Regions from separate parts of the Mus musculus genome. Here region 1 is linked to region 2. A link is a loop called in an ENCODE intact Hi-C map of the cell type or tissue named here. Cell type or tissue: heart. All regions are shown on one strand. Each heading gives the region's core, and the rest is flanking DNA. Links, peaks and the distances in the headings are about the cores only.

Evidence for each region. Hi-C counts contacts between places; a loop is a spot of excess contacts. Peaks named below come from ENCODE experiments on the same cell type or tissue, not always from the same donor. Only the 100,000 strongest peaks of a DNase experiment are listed, where the experiment ranks them.
Region 1: a loop joins it to region 2, with 2.5 times the contacts of the local background. A loop is called at or near these places in 11 of 42 quality-filtered maps.

The regions. Positions count from the first base shown.
Region 1 is chr12:83,711,514-83,716,513 of GRCm38, reverse strand. It overlaps Psen1 (presenilin 1), which reads right to left. Exons shown (of 12, transcript NM_001362271.1): 4 at 3,960-4,210; 5 at 1,609-1,750. Among named protein-coding and RNA genes, the nearest start is that of Psen1, 26 kb to the right of the region's middle. In heart, for the core only: a CTCF peak has its summit at 2,558 (motif pointing left); no DNase peak of the experiment used is centred there.
Region 2 is chr12:84,049,910-84,058,258 of GRCm38, reverse strand. It overlaps Acot3 (acyl-CoA thioesterase 3), which reads right to left and starts at 6,115. Exons shown (of 4, transcript NM_001346701.1): 1 at 6,079-6,115; 2 at 4,318-4,786; 3 at 1,148-1,350. The coding sequence starts at 4,774. It overlaps Gm40474 (a long non-coding RNA gene), which reads left to right and starts at 4,482. Exons shown (of 3, transcript XR_872870.2): 1 at 4,482-4,763. In heart, for the core only: a CTCF peak has its summit at 3,952; no DNase peak of the experiment used is centred there; H3K4me3 peaks cover 1,217 bases; H3K27ac peaks cover 741 bases; H3K27me3 peaks cover 2,114 bases.

The DNA of each region.
Region 1 (5,000 bases), core at 1-5,000, 340 kb after region 2:
AAGTAGGAGGTGTGCGCATGCACTGCTCGTGAGATGCCAAATGAAACACGGAGTACGCACATAGTCCATACAGTTGGCTTATTGTCATCAACAGATCAGTGCAGGAAAAACTGAAAACAGAGGCAAGGAGAGGTAGTTTACAGATGGTGGCCTCTTTCTCCATATGGAATGTAAAAGTACACAGAAACTAAGTAACTTCCCAAGATTACTAGGAAAAAAAACTCTCAGGAAATTCAATGCTGAGTCCACACCTCTGTATGTAGTACACAGGCAACTTTGAAAAATGAAAGGCAGGAAATCTGGAAGTGGGGGAGAATAAACGTGGAAGAAGGCAGAATTCTACCCCCAATAAAATCGTAAAAGGAGGCAAAAGAACAAGCCTGGTCCCTAATCAGCTGAGGTCCAGGATGTGTCCACTAAGGCCAAGAAAGGGACCAGGAGGTAAAGACTGGCAAGCAGACAGACACAGGTGCAGTGAGACGTGCGGAGAAAACCGCTGCACAACACGCTATTTGTCAGGTGGTGGCGGCGCAGATCTTTAATCTCAACGCTGGGGAGGCAGAGGCAGGTGAATCTTTTGAGTTTGAGACCAGCCTGGTCTACAGAGTGAGTTTGAGGCCAGCCAGGGCTACACAGAGAAACCCTGTCTCAAAAAACAAAACAAAACAAAACAAAACAAACCCCAAAGAAAAATCTAGGAGAAAATAATGTAGACAGAGAGTAAACTTCAATACGGAGAGTTAACATTTACTGTTCCTACTACTGAGGACGACCTGAAGATTCCATGACCAGTATTGATTTGTTGATTTTCTGAGGTTTGAGTATGAAGCATGTGCTGGGTGGCTGAGGTCCAGGACGCAGTTGCTTACTGAGGGAGGGAGGGAGGGAGGGAGGGAGGGGAGGAGGAGGGGGAAGGAGGGGGGAGAAGAGAGGGAGAAGAGAGGGGAGGAGAGGGAGAGAGGGGGACAGGCTGGGAGGCTGGGCCTGCATCTCTGCTGCAACTTCTCCCTGTGCCCATTGACCAAGGTAAGAAGCAGGGCTGCTCTGAGAGACTAAGCAAATGATGCTGGTTCTCAAGTGAGGGGCCAGTCACTACTGCGTTCAGTAGCAGCATCTGAAGGTGGCTTATGGGGCACTTAAATTCTATAGCACTATTTGTTAAGGACAATATATACAAAAGTCTTTGGAATGCCATAGGCACACTATAAATCAAAATACTGAAAACATGTGACCTTACATGAAAACACCTGTTTTCCATGTATGTCTTCTGGTACTTTCAACATGCTTCAGAATAAAAGGAAAAATAACTTAGATCCAAAATATAAGACACTTCCTCTTTGCTAGACCAAGTCAAGACAAGGAGGCTGTGAAGGGGCTCAGAACGTGACGCTTACAAGCTTGGAGATTTGATATCCAAAACCCAAGCAAAGATGGAAGGAAAAGATGCATTCCACAAAGTGGTCCTACCAACTGCACACGCACACTCTGACATGCACAGGCCTGCATACACATCTCCCCCGCCCCCAACTCTCCCACCCTTCCCCTCCCACACACACAAGGACAACCCATAGGCAGGTCAAGGCGGACAGCAGACTGCCTCGTGCTCACCTTGTAGCACCTGTATTTATACAGGACCACCAGGAGGATGGTCATAATGACAATGACACTGATCATGATGGCCGCATTCAGGATCGAGTGCAGGGCTCTTTGGCCTACAGTCTCAGTGTCTTCTGTGAATGGGGTGTAGATTCTACAGAGGGAAACAAAACACCAGAGTGTTAATGCATATGTCAAACAGCACACTCTTAAAACTGTAATTCACTGTGAGGTCTGCGGTTTAATGAGTCTTTTAGAAGGTGCCTTTTGCAGGTCATCAGTCAACCAAGGATATTTTTATTTGGTTGGTTAGTTTTTGACACAGAATCTAATAAGAAACCCCAAGCTAGCTTGGAACTCACCATGTAGCCCAGGCTGTACTTGAACACGTGATCTTCCTGCCTTTGAATTCCAAGTGTGGAGATTGTGGTCTGTACCACCCTAGCTCTAGGTAATATTTTTTTTTAAATGGTTTTAGAGCTTTGTTGTAGAAATGCAGGGGAAAGAGAGAAGGTAGAAAGAGAGAGAGAGGCCGGCCATGGCCATGTGGAGAGAGAGGGGAAGGGAGAGAGAGAAGGAGGGCTAGAGAGTAAGAAAGGTGAGGGCTAAAGAGAGGGAGGAGGGGTGAAGCAGCACTCAAATAATATTTTTAAATGTAGGCATATATTTTTATTTTAAATTGTGTGTGTGTGCATTGCGTGAATGTGGGCAGATGTTCATGAAGGGCAGAGGCACCCAATCCCTGAAGCTGGTTATGAGCTCTCTGACGTGGGTGTTATGGACCCCTCAGTACATCCACAAGAGTGGTGCACCCTCTTAACTGCTAAACCATTTCTCCAACCCTGTACCCAATAGTTTTTAGCTTAAGAAAAATAGCTATCCTCTAAAATAACGTCTTCTGAGTAAGAGGAAATAGACTATGAAGAGATGAACTCACAGGTAGGCACTGGCTCCATCTAGTGGATGCTTTGTTCTGAAATAATGATCTCACCCAAGGTTTTCTCCATAGCTTAATAGACTCTGTTAAATAACCAGATGCTGCCACAGTAACTACTAAGGCTGGACAACAGTTATTAGAGAGAGGTCACAGGGTTTAAGCAATGGTTTTTTATCTCTAGGGTGACCATTATTGGAGTTGTCTTCTCGTATTTCATTTACATAAAAATACCTTTTTTAAAAATATTTATTTTATTTATATGAGTACACTGTAGCTGTCTTCAGACACACCAGAAGAGTGCATCAGATCCCATTACAGAAGGATGTGAGCCACCATGTGGTTGCTGGGAATTGAACTCAGGACCTCTAGAGGAGCAGTCAGTGCTCTTAACTGCTGAGCCATCTCGACAGCCCCACATAAAAATGCCTTAATTCCAAGTGCCAAGGCTTCCAGCACAATGACCTTACTTCTGCCCTTACAGCAGGTGTGGCCATGAGACTGCATAGTGACCAAGGAACTCTGAACAAGCTATAGAGGTAGTTCCTGCAGGGAGTGCTCTCGGCTACATGATGCCTATGTCCCCTTCTCAACTCCCTCCTGCTGTCAAATGAAAACTGAGGCTCTAGTCTGGACCCTAAGGAAATCTAGGACCTAAGCTGAAGAGAGGAGCACACATGCTTTGTGAATAAAAGACCCGGATACCAATCTGGACTGCCTACCCCTGCACTGCTCTGTGGGAGAAAGAGGAATGTCATTTGAGTTTCTATAACAGTCTCGTAAAACAGGGTATGGTGGCACACACCTGTAATCCTCACACTCAGGAGGCTGAGGCAGGATCAGAAAGTTGAGACTAGCCAAGACTACACAGTGGATTCCAGACTAGCCTGAGAAACAGTGAAAACAGGCTGTTATGAGAAATACTAGGATCTACTCCCAGTAGATGAAGGCAGTTGTCTTTAAAGACTTAACACACAAGCCAAGATAGGGACCATAGGAATGTGGTTGCTTTGCTGTGTCGCTCAGCCTGGCCTGGAATCTGCATCAGCACAAGATGGACTTGAGTTCCTGACTGACCCGTCTCACTGCCAAGTGATTAGGCATATGCCATCATGCTTGTGTCTCAATCACCACATGGTGGTCCCCCAAAGCCATGGTTCCTAAACCTCTAAACTTCCATGAGCCATTTGCTAAGTGCTAGGATTTCAGGCCCTGCTACCATGTCTGCTGGCTCACAAGTAAGAATTCAAAAGGTTAGAACTAAAACAACAACAACAACAAAACCAAGACATCACATCATCACTGCCATCATCCCCACTGCCTCTGGCCATCAGGAAAGATGGAAGATGGTCCACAGATCTTTGAGAGGATAACAACAAGCTACGAGGAAAAGCCACACCAGCCCAGAGAACGAAGCACTTATACATACAGCTGACCGTCCTTCCGGGTATAGAAGCTGACTGATTTGATGGTGGCCACGACGACGACCATGCAGAGGGTCACGGGGACAAAGAGCATGATGACATGCTTGGCTCCATATTTCAATGTCAGCTCTTCGTCTTCCTCCTCATCTTGTTCCACCACCTGTCTTGAGTTACTCTGGGGCCGCCCATTAGATATTGGCTCAGGGTTGTCAAGTCTCTGCCTGTCATGCTGCTGCTGCCGTTCTTGGCTGTCATTCTAAAGAACGAGAAATGCATTCAGTAAGCCGGACTCTCAGCACAAGGCATCCTGGAAGACATACACCTGGGATGTGTGGTAACGGCTCCACCAGGACTCCTTACAGACAGTGCTAATGTCTGGATTATTATTTACTGCTGTCCCCGAGGAAGCCAGGCCCTCCCTCCCGCTTACCTGGGTCCTGGCTCACTTCACCCCTCCTTCTATTCTCCTCCTCAGGCAACCATTCCCCCCTTTGGAGGCTTGGCTTAAATACTATATACTTGTACCAACACTTCTTCTTTATGATTTCTTTATTTTGTGTATAGGTGTTTTTCCTCCATACATTTCTATGCACCACACATACACCTATGTCTACAGAGGCCAGAAGAGGGCATCAGATGATCCCCTGGAACTGGAGTTAAAGATGGTTGTAAGCTGCCATGTAGGAATTGGGAATTGAACTTGGGTCCTCTGGAAGAGCAAGTGCTCTTAACCACCACAGAGCCAACTTTCCGCCTCCAAATGTTCTTCATGCAGCTACAAACTTAGTAATCTCATCTTTTCAAATTCATGAAGTACTCCCTACCTGATTTTAGTATTGTTGTTGTTATTTTAATTTTCCCAGACAAGGTTTCTCATGTATTCCAAGCTGTCCTGGCTATAGTCTCATTCTGTAGACCAGGCTGGCCTCGAACTCCAAGATCTACCTGCCTCTGCCTCCCGAGTGCTGGGACTCATTATTAATAGTACTTTAAAAAGCATATAGTGGTGTTCAAGATATCTCTCCATATTCTTTCTCACAACACCA
Region 2 (8,349 bases), core at 2,003-7,002:
CACTCGCATGAGACATCACAGTCAAACCCGGAACATGGTGCCGCCATAAGCAACATTCAAACAAGCCAAGAAGCAGTTTACTATTTAGCCTGAACCCCCTGATACAGCACTGCCCTGCACTCGACAGAAGTTCACGGAACCGGAGAAGTGTGAAATCGAACCCAGGTGACACTCTGCATGTAAGGTGACAAGGTGCGCACAGACACACTGAGGAAGAGCCTACTCTTCAAAGAAAACGCTTTCTTCCAAAAAAGTAATAGTTTTTCCTCCAAAGAGCGTTTGAGGTAATTAAGTAGATGCCTTGCAGACATTGTGTCTCTGTGCTTTATAAAATCATAATCAGCCACCTATGAGTCAAAGCGGAATCAACAGAAGCCACCCGGGGGAGATTCTGGCTCACAGTTCATCTCGTCCCGTGTTTACTTTCTTCCTAGGATTTAAGTGGTAATGGGTCCTGAAATGTTTACAAAGTCATAACTGCTGGACTGATCTAGACCATTAACAGCAGGTAATGTTCGTCTTCAGAATGAGGCCCCCCCCTTATCTTGCTTGAGTGATTCCCCATCTCTGCTACTTTCGTGAACATGGAATCTTGCCATCACGTTTTCTCTAGCGCCCCCCCCCCTGCTGTGCCCCTGCTGTGTCTATGCTCACGTGTAGACATGACCTTGTCTTCTGGCCATGCTGCGTCTACATCCTCTAGTGTTTGCTGAATGGGTGTCTATAAGCTTCTCAGGAAATGCCAGGCATATTCTAACACCTCACAAGTATGAGTCCTTTACTGCTCGTAACAAAGCTGGAAGGTAGACATGACATCACGGACACAAGACCGTGACATGGCTAAGGAGATGAATGCCTATGACTCGTCTTTACTACCTCAGTGTGGGCGGGAAATGGACAATGCAGGAAGAAACTCTCTCTTCTCAGCAACCTGGGATGGTTGGTCACCCTATGAGCAATTCAAACTCCAAGGAATCAACCTTCCCATGGCCCCCTGAGATGATCCCAGGTAAGGAACCTTTGCTCTATAGATTTGGAAAGCACTAAATATTATTATAAACCTTCAAGTTAACTAGGTTACAGATCCAACTTTGGCTCGAGGCATTTAGGACTCCACAAGCTAAACCAAAATACTGTAACAGCCAACCTGAGGGTGACTGAGCAGGTAGGTCACAGCTTCCTCAAAGTACTCCAGGTGGATAATGTCCATGTCCTTAGGGAGGTCCTCGTAGTTGTTATAAGCCAGAGCCATGACGGCAAAGCCCTTCCCAGCCAGCAGACTCGCCCGATACTCCAGAAGGCCACTTCCAATTCCAAAAAGGTCTATGATTCCAGGAAAGGGTCCAGTTCCTTGGAAAGAAAGAAAGAAAGAAAAAAAAACCTACCACTCTCTTTCAGACTTAGTTTCCAAATGCCTTGGTATCTTATTCTTTAATGAAAGGGGGGCAGGAAGAAAGATGTGGAACATCCAAGTCTCTTTCTGTTTTTAAAAATACGCTTTGTTGGGTGGTGTATTCCTGGAGATCTAGGACCTTACCTTTCCTAAAACTGCCAGATGGGGGATCTGCCCTCCCTCGGTGGCCTAGACACAGTCCTGTGGGTGACCCAGGTGTTCTGAGGTCGGCAGCACAGGGTTAAATGTGGAGCAGCCCTGAGTGGCCAGCACCGGGACAGAGTGGCAAGGCACCATATGTTCTTGAACCAATGGCTCAGACTAAGTCTCTTTCCTATTTTGGCAACACAGCATCTTTTTTGGAACCTTGCATCTCAGAACTGGGTGGCTTGAGCGCCCAGGTTTTGTGATATCAAACCATCACTGGCCATCTTGGACTCCTCTGGAAAACAGATTCTCCTGCAAAGTCCACACTTTCTTTTTTTTGGGGGGGGGGAGGGGGTGTTCGAGACATGGTTTCTCTGTGTAGCCCTGGCTGTCCTGGAACTCACTCTGTAGACCAGGCTGGCCTCCAACTCAGAAATCCGCCTGCCTCTGCCTCCCAAATGCTGGGATTAAAGGCATGCGCCATCACTGCCGGACAAGTCCATACTTTCTGTGTCCAAGGCTTATCATTGTCAGTTGCCACCAACACCAACAAATGGCAGCTACATTTCTTCTACATTGGCTATAATCTCCTAGGATATTTTTTAATTGGTGTAAAATGCATTTATTTATTTAGAAACAGTGTCACATAGCCCAGGCTGGTCTCTATAACCTTGAACTTGACCCTCCTGCCTCTGCTTCCCCATTGCTGGGGTTGAAGGAAGGGGCTCCGGCATGCTAGAGAACCACGTGACTAACTAAGTTAAATGTAGCAGAGTGTTAACTTTGAAGACTCCAGATGGTTGCTTTTATTCCCAACTGGGTGATGTGCTTTGTATCCTGGGTCACACACCAAGGAATACATGGTAATTTACTGATCCTTGAAGTTGATGCCTTTCTTCTTTATATTACAGTGCTGTTAAATTCTGTAAAGCCCAGGAGCTAGGACTCTGTGTACCAATTACATGCCCAGGTTATGTATATTGTTTATAAATACAAAACTATTGATCTAAGAACACTGACATCTTACATTCCTGAATTTTTTTTTCACACACCAATATATCCTTCACACCAGCCCACCCTCCTCCACCACTACACTTGGATTCACCTCATTTTTGATGGTCTCAGAGCGTCTGGAAAGCTGGCTATAGATAGAAACACTTTATTCTCTCCTGGGCATCTGAGTTGTTTTCTTAGATACCACAAACACTCAGAATTTGAGCAAGAGAGTATCCTGGAGGTGGACCTGCTACATCAAAAGAACATTCTGGCAGCTTTTAAAAGTGAAGCTTTTGGAGTCGGGTGGTGGGGGCACGCTTTTAATCCCAGCTCTCAGGAGGCAGAGGCAGGCAGATCTCTGAGTTGGAGGCCAGCCTGGTCTACAGAGTGAGTTCCAGGACAGCCAGGGCTACACAGAGAAACCCTGTCTCGAAAAACAACAACCAAACAAACAAGTGAAGCCGGACCCAGGGGCTTGCATTGGTTCACTGAATACAATATGAAAGTCAGGGGATGATAGGAAAGGGACCCCAGGTCTCAGGGGCTGTGGGGCAGGGAGGAGAATGAGGACCGCCCAAAGGATTGTAAACTGCAATGAACAAGACAATGGTTTGTAAATGAAGCATTACAGGGTCCTTAGGAAAATCGACCTTTAAAAATAGTGGGTTTGGGGGGGGGGGTGTGGAGGTGGGTGTGGGTGGATAGATGCCTTAGTGGTTAAGAGCACTGGCAGCTCTTCCAGAGGACCTGAGTTCAATTTCCAGCAGCCACATGATGATAGCTCACAACCATATGTAATGATATCTGACTCCCTCTTCTGGTGTGTCTGAAGACAGCTACAGTGTACTTACATATAATAAAATAAATAAATAAATATTTTTTTTTTAAAAAGTGTTCTGATTGGGAGGCAAATTAGGCCTTTAGACTAAAAACTGAAAGGAAACACAGTTGCCTATGAGGCCTGTAATAATAACTTCCCACGGAAGAGAGACTTTTTATTATGGAAAACTTTGAGTTCTTGATTTCTTTGCTTGTTGCTATTTAAATATGTAAACAAGCAAACGCATTAAAGCATTTTAAAGTTTTTAACCAAAGAACCACAGTCTCGGTTTTCCACATCGCTTCCCTATCCTAGAGCTATATGACGGCAGACAAACTTGCAAAACTAAATTTTACCTATTCTATAAGTACTACTTTCTTAATCCTCAGACCCTCACTAAACTGCCATTTCTGTTGGCATTTTAAAGGGATATGAAACAGTTGACCAAATCCCCTGGAACAGCACTCTGAGATTCTCTGTACTTAAGTCTTTCTCAAAGCTGTGGCTCTTTTACCCTGGGAAAGAGTTACATCAAAATCACCTAAGAAACAAAACTCTCTGACAGGCCACACGCGCACTTTCAGATTCCAGATTCTGAGCGGTGGCGCCAAAGCCCTGCAAATCATAAAGTCACCCAGTGCTTGCGCTGACTTTGCCTGAAGGGCTGTTCTTGAGCAACAGATGTCAAACGCGAACCCCTGCACAACCACCCATAGGTCTTACTATCAGAGTGCAGATTTCTAGCTTACAGGGCTTTGGGGGAACTCGGATGCTCTAAGGTCCTAAACTCCTGCGGTGACCTTCATTCACTTCAGGACACGACTCACCTAGCCATGAACCCAAGTCCTTAAGGCTTTTCCAGGGAGCCCCCTGAAAAGTGTGGGAGACAGGGAAGAAGGGGCCCTTGCGCTGCACCCCTGAAGCATCCCGGGCTGCAAGCACAGGAGGGAAGGCTGCTCACCTGGGGGCAGGAAGAGCGTGGCGCGCACCCGGCCCTCGCGCACCGGCACGCGCCGAACCCCGGGGGCCATGAAGTGACGCTCGTGCACCGCCCGCGCCAGCCGCTGCCCGCCGTCGGGCTCGTGTCCGTCCAGCACCTCCAGCTCCACCACAAAGGGCGTCTGCACGTCGCGCTTGATCAGGCGCCAGAAAGGCCGATCGGGCTCCATGGCCCAGAGCAGCCCCATGGGCTCGAGCCCCGAGAAGCTGCCGCCCAGCGCGGGCGTGCGCGCCAGGTCCAGCTCGCCGTGGGAGTCCGCGCGGTAGCGCGCGTGGGCTCGGAAGAGCGCGCCCTTCTCGTCGCGCAGGACAGAGCGCAGCGTGACGGGCTGCTCCGGGGCCAGGCCGCGCACAGCGATGTGCACCGGCTGGTCACAAAGGCAACCACCCGCGGGCTCCAGGATCACAGTAGGTGCCATCCGGTTCGGGTTCTGGGTGGTAAATGCGTGCATTGGTTCTGATTGTGGCTCTGGCTTTGTGGCTTTTAGGCCTCCCTGGACTTGCTGTTACAGCTTAAAGTGTTCCTGGTTCTCTTAGAGAGAGCCTCTGTGATAAGCCCGTTAGCGTTTGTTAAGTACGGGAGATGCATAATGATTAATCTTGTCTTACAACTTGGTACGTGTTGAAATCGTGTTTAAAAAGAAAGATTGGGAAAGATACCGCTACAAAAGTCTGGATTGTGCCAAAGCATATCAGGGAACTGTCATTCTACTGATCCATGCCAAACAAGCCCTTATTCCCTTACTCTCCTTACGCCCCTTCCAAGCCTCTTTCTAGTCTTTGTGGAACCTGGAGCCACTTCTGCTGAAACCAGACTGATTCTGCTCCTTAATTACATTCCAGGTAGCGGTGCCGGTGGTGGTGGTTGTTTTGAGATAAGGTTTCCTCACTCTCAAGTTGACCTTGAATTTTCTATGTAGCTAAGGATGGCCTGAATTTCCTGCCCCCACCTTCCAAATGTTGGGAATCAGGGCCTGCCTGCACCACCAGCTCTGCGCTCGTCCGGTTCCTTGTCAAGATGTGTAACCATTTGTCCTTAACTGAAAAGGTTTCCTAGAATGAGTCAATGGGCAGGGAGTTGGTGTTTTCCAGCTCAGCTGAGAGAGAAAGTTCAAGCAAACTGGGTTTTTTGGAAAGGTTTCGTAAATAGACGTGTTACAAAAGCAAGGGCAACTGCTCTGTAGAAAGAGAGAGCAGGCATGTTAGAGTTGGGAATAGAGGGAGAAAAGGGCTTGCAGCTGGGCGAGAGACAGCTAAGTTGGGTCAGGGTTGGCAGGTAGACAGGCTTCTCCGAAGCTCCTTCCCCAAGAAAGACAAACAAGGCCTTGTGGCTCATTAACAGAGTCTTGCTTCTAATGGAGCTAATTGTAGCTGACTAAGTTTTAAGGGTGGCTTCTAAAAAAAAAAAAAAAAGAAAGAAAGAAACAAACCAAAAAACCCCAAAAAACAAAAACCCAAAACCAAAAAAAACATGACCTAATCCTATTCCAGACTGCACCTACTATAAGCTAAATATGAGGTAACCAAGAAAAACCACAGCTATGTCTTGGTAGCTGTGATAACTGTTAACTCTCCATAGACAGAAAAGGAAAAAGGCCCGTGGTCACGCTAGAGCTAATGACATAAGGCAGAACCAAAGAGAGGATAAATAACATGACTAGCCGACCCCAGAAAGCTCCAAGACTAGCCAGACCGTGCAAGGTTGGAGTAGTGCAACACTTACCAGCAGACAGACAAGGTCAAGAGCTAATAACGGCAGAAGTCAGAGATGGACAGAGAAGGGCTTCAACCAGCCCTAACCAGGCAAGCATAAACAGCTTTTGAGCTCCCTGATTGGACCAGGTGACTGTGCATAGACTATGTGCCTTCCAATGTTCAACTTTCCCATACTCAGATAATCTACCTCAGTGTTGGTCCACTGTCTGTGTTGAGTCCTATAAGAAGTCCCTAGATAAGCTCAAAGAATTTGATTTTCTTCTCTTGGGGAACCTCTCCGGAATTCTGCTTTCTGCTGTATTTCATCTTTATTCTGTCAGCTTTCTACCTGTAGTAATAAAATTATTCCTCAAGCGTTGTCAGTGAATTTCATTCTTCAAGTTTCTGATAAGTCAGGGAGACAGCCCCCCCCCCCACTCCCCATTGCCACAGCGCTGGTTGCACTCACAGGGACGCTCCTGCGTTTCCATTCTTTGTAACTCTTGAAGAAACATTCTCCCAAAGGTTGCAGTCAGGTAATTTCAAATATAGCCCATGGTCAATATATCAAATATATCAAATATATCCCATGGTCAATAGCCTCATGTCACTTTCCGAACTTTTTGTATTTGGTCCCTGGTGAATGTGTAAGCACCTCTGCTGGTTTTGGAAATTTGTGTAGCTGTAAAAATTTTTTCAAAAAATAGAGGTTCAGATCCCTCTTATGGTGGTTTAGTCACTCTTGGAGCTGAATTTTATCCTATCTTTTGGTGTTTTGTAGAGGAGGAGGCTCGAAGGTAGATAGCTTGTGGTAGCCTGGCTTGTGCTCTGTGTACTGAAAATGGCTCTTTAAAAGCCCTCACACAACTCTTTAAGGGAGATGTAAGAATCAGGTTTGCCTGCCTGTGACAAACCACCTGAGCTACCCAGCTTATTACTACAAGGGAGAAAGGCTTCTCTTAGCTCCTGGCTTCAGAGGCCCCAGTCTACAGCAGCTCGGCTTTATTGCCCTGGGTCTGTGGTCAGACAGAACACCATTACAGGACACCTGTGGCAGAGCAGAGCTGCCCCCTTCCTGGCAGCTGGAAGCAGAGGGGGAGGGGTGAAATCTCCTTCAAGGGCATGCTCCCTGTGGTCTGAACCTCTTCCATCAGGCCCTACCTCCTAAGGTCCGTATGACCTCCCAGTAGCGCCGCAGACTGGAAACCAAGTGTTTAGCATGTAGCCTTTGGAGGACTTTTGAGAGTCAAACATAACTGGAAGGTTGCCTTGTTCTAAGGATAATTAACTGAAATGGAAGGCAGGGTTTTTCAAAACGACCGATGCCCCTGTGTGCAAAGTCTTGTCATCCTAGTGACACATTGGTCCCACCCCTCTTGATTCCTCAAAACACTGATCTTTAACTCACCTGATTGGGTGCTCACCATGACCTTTCCCTTAGTTGCAGCTGATGCTCAGGCTGAGAGATTAAATGCTTCATGGACCACTGATTGCTTTTATAATTTTATTGAATGATCAATAAGCATTCCCACAGAACTGGGATATGGAACTGTCTCGGAGCCTTAGGAGACATGGATTTATAGAAACACATGACCGCGATCCACTACCGACAACATTCTTTCTCTCTGATATCTCTTCCTCTAACCACCTAGGGAATATTTAAGTATTTGGAAAATAATAAATATTTATTTGTGGGTTTTGTGTTTGTTTTTATTTTTGAAGCAGGGTCTCACCATGTGGTCCTTGATGGCCTAGAACATACAAACCGCGGTGGCCTCAAACTCACAGATTATTTTTTGTATTTACTAAAATGAGGTCATCTGCAGAGTTTTTCTCCAACTTCTCATAATTAAGGTCAAGAAAGCCTCCATATTCATGAAACAGAAGAACAGAACATCTAGCTCTGGTCCTATCTAAGGGCTGGGGTGTGTCTCAGCAGTACAGGATTTGGCTAGCAAGAACAAGCTATGTAGTCCATCTCTGGTACCAGTAGTAAGTAAAATAAGAAAAAAAGTCTTTAAAAATCATAGTCAAGCCAGGCATGGTGCCACATGCCTTTAATCCCAGTACTCGGGAGGCAGAGGCAGGCAGATTTCTGAGTTTGAGGCCAGCCTGGTCTACAAAGTGAGTTCCAGGACAGCCAGGGCTACACAGAGAAACCCTGTCTCAAAAAAAAAAAAAAAATCATAGTCAAGATCCTGTAAGAAGCTCTGCTCTCAAATTCAGACTGGCTATTGTGTCCTGCCTTTCTCCTGGAACACTTTACTAAATGGGATAATTGAATATTTCCTGTGGTTTC